Regions from separate parts of the Homo sapiens genome. Here region 2 is linked to region 1. Evidence: read pairs that join two places in POLR2A ChIA-PET (ENCODE). Cell type or tissue: A673. All regions are shown on one strand. Each heading gives the region's core, and the rest is flanking DNA. Links, peaks and the distances in the headings are about the cores only. Region 1 has its middle 12 kb from the start of CTSV. Region 2 has its middle 34 kb from the start of PRXL2C.

Region 1 (4,390 bases), core at 294-4,293:
TTTAAAAGCTCTCTATGTTACAGCTATGTCTGCACTGAAACAGTGACATCACATTGTACACCTTGAATAGATACAATCTTTATCAATTAAATATTTTTAAATGAAAAAAGCTCAGTGGTTAGTCTGAAACATGTAAAGCAATTAAGCTTCAGAATCTCCTGCAAAGATGAGGATCGAGCCAGGAACTAGGTGCTTTTGGAATGCAAACTTATAATTTTGTGAAATGAAATCACAAGATAATAATAAAAGTAATAATAGTAAGTGAAAAAAGAAGCTCAGTAGAAAATGAACCAATAGGAGCAACAATTATCAGTACTCCTTGACCCAAATTATCACTGGCTTTGGAATGTAGCTATTTCCAATCCCATTTCTGGTAGGCATAAATTTTGTACAACTGACTTACTTTCTCAGAGCTTTGGTTTCATCCACTACAAAATGTGGACAATATCAACTACCCCATAAGGTAGTATTAAAAATTAAATGAGAGGCTGGGCATGGTGGCTCACACCTGTAATCCCAGCACTTTGGGGGCTCGAGACAGGTGGATCACCTGAGGTCAGGAGATCGAGACCAGCCTGGCCAACATGGTGAAACCCTGTCTCTACTAAAAAAACAAAAATTAGCCAGGCATAGTGGCATGTGCCTGTAGGCCCAGCTATAGGGAGGCTGAGGCAGGAGAATTGCTTGAACCTGGCAGGCAGAGGTTGCAGTGAGCTGAGATTGCACCACTGCATTCCAGCCTGGGTGACAGAGTGAGATTCTTGTCTAAATAAATAAATAAATAAAAATTAAACGAGCGAACACAAGTGTTGATATAGTCAGCCATCTATAGAAATTTCTCCCATGAAAATTGGCATATCTTTGAGAAGTGACATTCAATCCAAAGGCAGAGTAACTTTTCTGTGAAAATTGTTGCCATTGAAATTCTATATACTGACCATGTTTATTGCTTTAACCATTCTTGCCCACCTGCTATCCCACTTGTGAAACTGTGAAATATATATTTGGTTTCGACCCTGTTTCCTGACATATGACTCCTAAAATCCTTAGAAACACCAAAATGGTGTCTTTCTGTTTGCTAATGATTGACTGGTGGCTGGCAGCCCTTCAATAGCTTCAGCATGGGGCTGGTAACAGGAAAGAACAAGGCAGGATTAGAGGGGTAGGACTTGCAGCCTCACCCCCGAAACCTCTAGGGAGGGGAGAGGGACTCACAGTTCAATTGATTACCAATGGCCAGTGGTTTAATCAATCATGCTGACATAATGAGGCCTCCATAAAAATCCAAAAAGGACAGGATTCAGAGAGCTTCCAGATGGCTGAACACACGGAGGTTCCTGGTGGGTAATACATGGAAAAGGCGTGGAAACTCTGCACCTCTTCCCCCGTACCTTGGCCTGCGCGTCTCTTCAACTGGATCCTTTATAATAACCTAGTAAATGTAAGTAAGTTTTTCTGAGTTCTGTGAGCCACTCTAGTAAATTAATCAAACCCAAAAAGGGCATTGTGGGAACATGCACTTGAAGCCAGTCGGGCAGACGTTCCAGAGGGCAAGCTTTTGGCTGGGTTCAGGGGTGGGGGTTTGGTCTTGGCCCTCAACCTGTGGGATCTGATGTTGTCTCCAGGTAGATAGTGTCAGAATTAAATTGAAGAACACCCTGCTGGTGTCCACTGCAAAACTGATTGCTCATTTGCTGGTGGGGACCACCTATTTAGTCACAGAAGTCTTCTGTGTTGATTGTTTTGGTGTGAAAGCAGAGAAAAACACAGTTTGAGTTTTTCCAGTTTCACATCTGGTGTCAGAGGAGTGGGATTTGTTAGACTGGCTCTGGCTCATGGAAACACATGGTTTGGTGAAAGAAAGGATGCAAGGGTAGGGATAAGACCAGAATCCTTTGATTCCTGGGTGGCCACATGGTCATGCACAGTGTGGAGCTGTTGAGTTACTAAAGGTAAAAATTACTGGTGTAAGAATTAACAAAAGAAGAAAGAAACACAAAAGGTGGCTTGATATTTTAGAGAAAATAAACCTGAGAGGTGATTCTGGCCGTTAGGTCAAAGGACTTTTTTTTTTTTTTTTTTAGATGGAGTCTTGCTCTGTCCCCCAGGCTGGAGTGCAATGGCATGATCTCGGCTCACTGCAACTTTTGCCTTCCAGGTTCAAGGGATTCTCCCTGCCTCAGCCTCCCAATTAACTGGGATTACAGGCACCCACCATCACACCTGGCTAATTTTTGTATTTTTAGTAGAGATGGGGTTTCACCACATTGGCCAGGCTGGTCTCGAACTCCTGACCTCAGGTGATCCACCTGCCTCGGCCTCCCAAAGTGCTGGGATTACAGGCGTGAGCCACTGTGCCTGGCCCCTACTCTCTTACAGACTAAGAGTTTTTAAGGATTCAAGATGGGAGAGTTTATCAGAGGCTTGGACTGCTTCTATATCTCTTTGTTGTGCTTATCTGGGAGGGAGAGTTGTGTGTCTGTTCCCATACATCTTCCTGCAGCTGCAGGCGTATCCCCCGAGTCTGCTTTTAGCTTTCCTATCTTAGTGCCCCTGCAGGGAAAGGAATGTGCTAATCAAGACCCACTGTTTTACTGGGGCCCATTGTATGAGGGTGAAGTTTGGCAGTTACCCAAGAGACTTCCCCCACTCCCCGCTCTGTGCCAGAGCTGTCTTATCTGTGTTTCATTGTCTGCTTTTCTGGCTGCTTGTTGTTAGAAGTGATTTTCTTGAAATGCATGAGGCTAGAAAGGGAGCTGGAACTTAAAGAGGCAGTGTTTGTCTGAGATGATGGTGCTCCTGCTCTGTCAACCAGAATTTTTTTTTTTTTTTTTTTTTTTAAAGACAAGATCTCTGGCTCTGTCGCCCAGGCTGGAGTTCAGTGGTGCCACTGTGGTTCACGGCAGCTGACTTCTTGGCTTCAAACAGTTCTCTTGCTTTGGCCTCCCAAAGTGCTGGGATTACAGGCATGAGCCACCACATTTGGCCACCGGTGGAATTTAGAGATGGATCCAACTCTCAGGGGGTTGGTTCCCCGGATGCATAAGAAAATGCAAACTGATAAGTAAAAAGCAAAATATTCAATCCCTTGGTTATTGTTATCTGTAATAGCTATGCAGACCAAAAGTTGAAATAACACGCACTATAAACTTAAAGAAACTTACTTTTATCCTGAGCCAAGTTTGAGGACTAATAGCCAAGAAACAGAAACTCAGTGCAAACTGAGAATGTGTCCCGTGCACTATTTACATGTTGGGAATGGGAGGAGGGGGCAAAGGCGACATTGTTCCAATTCTATTTACGTGTTCTTTTATATAGAAGACGGGAAGAGTAAGGCAAAGGTGACATTGTTCCAATTCTACTGGTGCTCAGTTGCTTTGTACCTAAGATAAAGCAAATGAGCAGTTAATGTTTATGGGTTGAAAGGCTTAGGAAGTATGCAGGCATCTTAGGGTCTGGAGAGGGGTGATTGATTCTATCCTGCCTTTGGGCTTCATCTGATAGGCAATGTTGTCATCAGTACCTGCCAGTGAAATATTTGAGACTCCAGCCTTGCAGGGGAGGGTTGAGCTTTAGCTTACAGGTCTAGTATCTATTGCCTGTATGTCCAACCTGCAGCCATCTTGAATCGCCTAAACATTTTTTTCTGGGCTGGCTGCAGTGGCTCACATCTATAATCCCAGCACTTTGGAAGGCTGAGGTGGGAGAATTGCTTGAGCCCAGGAGTTTGAGACCAGCCTGGGCAATGTAGCGAAACCCTGTCTCTACAAAAACTGTTCAAAAAAAAAAATAGCCAGGTGTGGCAGCATGCACCTATGGTCCCAGCTACTCGAGAGGCTGAGGTGGAGGCCCTGGAGGTGGAGGCCTTGGAGGCTGAGGCTGCAGTGAGCCATGATAGTGCCACTGCACTCTAGCCTGGACAGCAGAGTGAGACCCTGTCTCAAAAAAATTTTTTTTCATATTTTTCTTTTTCTGACGGCTGAAATGAAAATAAAAGAGAGTGCTGGGTCAGAGCTTGATGCTAGACCAAGCTCAGATTTCAGTGAGTCTGAGCTTTGGCCACTAGCCTCAAAGCTACGCACAAAGGAGAAAATTATGCAGGGACAACAGAAATACCTCTGAGACCCATGATTACCAAGAAAGTAGTCAGTGCGGGGGGAGGACAAAACCAAGTAACTGTTGAAACCAGAGGGTATGGTGGAAGGAATTGTTCATTTTGGAGACCAGTATCATTAGCTTTTACTAAAGCGGATTCTGAAGTAACTGACTTAGGAGCAGGGTCTTTGGTTTTGTATGCTACAGGGTGCAAGAGCATGTTTGGGTCGATGAGGGACCCACAGTTCACTATTGAACATCACAGATGGCTATGTATGATGCAGACACAGAGGAG
Region 2 (4,390 bases), core at 195-4,194, 360 kb before region 1:
GCTGCACAGGCCGCGATGTGGCAATTTCTTCCCAAGTTTGCAGTGTATTTTTACAAATACTAATTTAATAGCCTGGAAGGTGTGTCTCCTGGCCCAGGCCGAGCTGCAGGGGGCGCCAAGCTGCGGCTATGAGGGGAATGCAATGGAACCAAATGCTCTGAGGAGCCCCAGCACCGTGCCTCGACCTCACCGGATTCTGGTCCTCACTGCCGCCCGGGCCTTTCCGCTTCTTCACCAAGGCGGACAGGCTGACGCACTACCACGCCGCGCGACAGCGACCGCGCGCAAAGCGCCAGGAACCCCCCCTACTGCCCGCCCCGCGCTGGCGAAGCGCGACCCGTCCCGCCCCGCCCCGCCCTCGGCACAGCGTCAGAGGCGGGGACGCGCGCTGGTCTATTTTTGGGCATCCGGATGGCGACTGCGGGAAATCGAGTTCTCATGCTGGGGCGAAAGGTGTGTCTGCAGGAGCCAAATCCAAATGAGCAGTCCAGGTACTTCAGAGTTTTAACCTGAGCGAAACAGGAATGTCTCGGGTCTTAACAGGACCGTCCGCCCGCTCGGAAGAGGCGAATCTCCCACGGCAGACGTCTGGGTGTGCGAATGCCAGTTGAGCGGGGCCTCGAGGACGCGTCACACACAGCGAGGATTTGAGGAGGGAAGCGCCTTCCAGGTAGAACGGTTTCTGGGTTCAGAGAACGGAAAGTTCAGTAAAGTGCGTAGGGGTGAAGTGGGGATGAGGCGGGAGAGGGATGCAGCAGCTAAAATATTGCTTTGAATACCGTATTTGAGGCGTTTGGACTTTATTGTAAACGCATTTTTTAATTTAATTTTATTATTATTATACTTTAAGTTTTAGGATACATGTGCACAACGTGCAGGTTTGTTACATATGTATACATGTGCCATGTTGGTGTGCTGCACCCATTAACTCGTCATTTAGCATTAGGTATATCTCCTAATGCTATCCCTCCCCCCTCCCCCCACCCCACAACAGTCCCCGGTGTGTGATGTTCCCCTTCCTGTGTCCATGTGTTCTCATTGTTCAATTCCCACCTATGAGTGCGAACATGCGGTGTTTGGTTTTTTGTCCTTGTGTAAACGCATTTTTAATTTAAAGAGTGTTGTGAGGCCGAAGCGGGCGGATCATGAGGTCAGGAGTTCGAGACCAGCCTGGCCAACATGGTGAAACCCCGTCTCTACTACCTATACAAAAAATTAGCCAGGCGTGGTGGCGCGCGCCTGTAATCCCAACTACTGGGGAGGCTGAGGCAGGAGAATCGCTAGAACCCGGGAGGCAGAGGTTGCAGTGAGCCGAGATCGCGCCATTGCACTCCAGCCTGGGCACCAGGGTGAGACTCCGTCTCAAAAAAAAAAAAAGAGTGATGTGATGTGTATTTTAGAGAGATAAGTGCAGTGGATTAAAATGGATTAGAAAAGGCAGGAAAAAACGATAGGCTGTTAACTTCGTTTTGGCTCTAAACTTCTCGTAAAGAAGTGGAGCAAGCAAGATGGGGAATGGAAGGCAAGAAGTATGAAATCTGAGGCGGACCTTTGCAAAGGATCGTTTCAGTATGACTTCACAGGGGAGTTAGGGAGTATAGGTGATATCTCAAGAGTTATCTCGGCCAGAGACAAGGGAGCTGGGCTTTCATACACTTACCTTGTTTTTCATGGGTTAAGGGCCGCTGAAGAGGATGTAAGTGTGCAGACACGCCTAGCTCTGCACATTTAGGGAAAGCAGTTTAATAGGCTGAACAAAGGCAGTCCTCTCAAGATGACCCTTCAGTGTGGGCATTTGAAAGTGAAAGCAGGTTGAAGTTGAGTGAAGGGGCAGGTGTGTGTGCACAGAAGTGGTACAAAGTGATTGGAGGGGGTGTATCAGTCAGGGTTATCCAAATAAATAGAACCAAAGGTTGTGTGTGTGTGTGTGGATAAGGAGGTTTATTTTAAGGAATTGTCTCATATAATTAAGGAGGCCAGGAAATCCAAAATCTGCATGGTGGACTGGCAGGCTGGAGACACAGAAAAGAGTCATTGCTGCCGTTCAAGGCTGAAGACCCAGGAAAAAGCTGACGTTGTGGTTCAAGTCTGAAAGCTGTCTGCTGCAGTTCCCTCTTGCTAGGGGGAGGTCAATCTTGTTCTAATCAGGCCTTCAGCTGACTGGACGAGGCCCACCCACGTTATGGAGGGCAATCAGCTTTACTCAAAAGTCCACGTATTAAAATGTTAATGTCATCCAAAAACATCATGGAAACATCTGGAATAATGTTTGACCACATATTTGCGTACTGTGGTTATGCCAACTTGACATAAAATTAACCATCACAGGAGGCATCTTGGTGGATGACTGATGTTGTTCTTCTATATATACATTTTGTTGTTTTGTTTTTACGAAAAGAAGATCAGGCTGGGCACAGTGGCTCACGCCTATAATCCCAGCACTTTGGGAGGCCAAAGTGGGTGGCTCACTTGAGCCCAGGAGTTTGAGACCAGCCTGAGCAACATGGTGAAACCCTGTCTCTAGAAAATATACAAAAATCAGTTGGGCTTGGAGGCTGAGGTGGGAGAGGATTGCTTAAGTCTGGGAGGTCAAGGCTGCAGTGAACTGTGATTGCACCACTATGCTCCAGCCTGGGCAACAGAGTGAGACCCTGCCTCCAAAACAAAACAAAAAAATCATTCACAAGGCAGCCTTTCCCAGCCGTGATAGACAGGATTGGCCACAGGGCCAGGGTGGTACAAATGAGCCTGGGAAAACTCTTGGGTATTAATCATGAAGAAACGTTTGCCAGCATGGCTTCACACTCTATGACTGGGTTGTACATATCAATTTTGCTTAAGGGAGAAACTTGAATTTCCTTGTATTTAAATTTTTTTTTTAATAAGTAGAAGCAGGTTTTAAGATGTTATGAAGTCAGACTCTTGCCTTGCCAAATATAGGACAGTATTTCTCTACCATTTTCTCCCTTCAACACATGACAGATTTGAAATATACATCAACGTACTGTTGGAATCATAAAGATGTGCTTTCTGAAAGGTTAATTTGTGAACTCATATTTAGTAGCACGGATTCCCTGACTTAAGTACTCATTTGATAAACATTATGCCAAGAAATGTGCAGAGGAAACAAAGGCAACCAGACCCTGCCCCTGCCCTTAGGCAGTTTACATCTGGTGGAGCAGCGTAAAGACCAGCTAGAGAACAGAGAATGTTAAAATGCAGATTCTCTCCTTCAGAGTCCAACTCAATAAGTGAGGTCAGGAATCTGCATTTCAGTAAGCCCCCAGGTGATTTTGTTGCAAGCTGTCTGGGTTATACTTTGAAAAACACTGATCTGGTGGGAGAGAGAACTCAAGATTGTGTAATGAGTTCAAGATTAGGTACTCATTCCTCTGATTCTTCCTGAAATACGTGGGGTAAACAGTGCATGGTTGCAAAAGCAAGGTAATCTGAAAGCCAGAATCAAGATTATCTTCCAAAAGTGGATTGAGAAGACTGAGAATGCCATGGATTAAGGTAGCTTTCTGTAAACTGGGCATATATTGATTTGTGAGAGAAAGAGGTATCAGAAGATCCCAACTCTTCAATCCATTTATTCAGCAAACATTTGTTGAGTGTCTGTGTTGTTCCAGTTGCTCTCAGGCATACCGTTCTGTTTAAAGGAAAATAATCCCTTCACCTGTGTCCTAAATCCTACTACCTCCTGTTTTCCCATAGGAATTACTTTATTGGTTGTCAGCTTCTTTTCTTGTATCTTCAGTCTTTCCTCTGCTCATTTCAACATATAAACACCTCATTTCAACATATAAACACGTTTCAATGTGTCTCATCTGAAAAATAACAACTTCTTTGACCCCTGTATCTACACTTTCTCTGACCATATCTGCTTTGTCTTCACAACCACGTGAGGATGCTTTTGGTTGCATGTAGCGGTAATACAACTCCCACTGGCTTAAGCAAAAGGAAATGTCCTGTTTTAAGTGACTGAAAAATCTTTAGGCAGAGCTTGGTTCAGTATCTCAAACATTTTTTTAGGACTCTGGTTTCCTTCTGTCCCTCTTCTCTCATTGAATCCTTACTCTCTACTTGAGGCCCACTTCCTACCCAATCTAGCAGCTTTAAATTCTCTCCTTATTGTTGTATTGACCATGGGAAGAAGATCTTTCCTAGTAGCCCCCAAGGAAGAGAGAGGAAGTTTGACTTTTTCAGAAGGACTCAAGACTCCTGGATAATACTGTATGTGGTATAATGACTACCATTGTGATCCTGCCTCCCTGTAACCATATCTTTTTGCATGTCACTTGCACACTGAGTCTGGGCTTGAACATATGACTGACTTTGGCCAATATAATATCTTTTTATGTGATGCAACCAGAGATTTGAAAATTGT

Evidence for each region. Peaks named below come from ENCODE experiments on the same cell type or tissue, not always from the same donor. Only the 100,000 strongest peaks of a DNase experiment are listed, where the experiment ranks them.
Region 2: POLR2A ChIA-PET joins it to region 1 with 27 read pairs; 1 of 35 experiments calls an interaction of 5 or more read pairs at or near these places.

Annotation. Positions count from the first base shown.
Region 1 is chr9:97,049,431-97,053,820 of GRCh38, forward strand. No RefSeq gene overlaps it. Among named protein-coding and RNA genes, the nearest start is that of CTSV, 12 kb to the left of the region's middle. In A673, for the core only: no CTCF peak of the experiment used is centred there; a DNase peak (open chromatin) is centred at 2,651; H3K27ac peaks cover 852 bases.
Region 2 is chr9:96,686,655-96,691,044 of GRCh38, forward strand. No RefSeq gene overlaps it. Among named protein-coding and RNA genes, the nearest start is that of PRXL2C, 34 kb to the left of the region's middle. In A673, for the core only: no CTCF peak of the experiment used is centred there; a DNase peak (open chromatin) is centred at 247; H3K4me3 peaks cover 573 bases.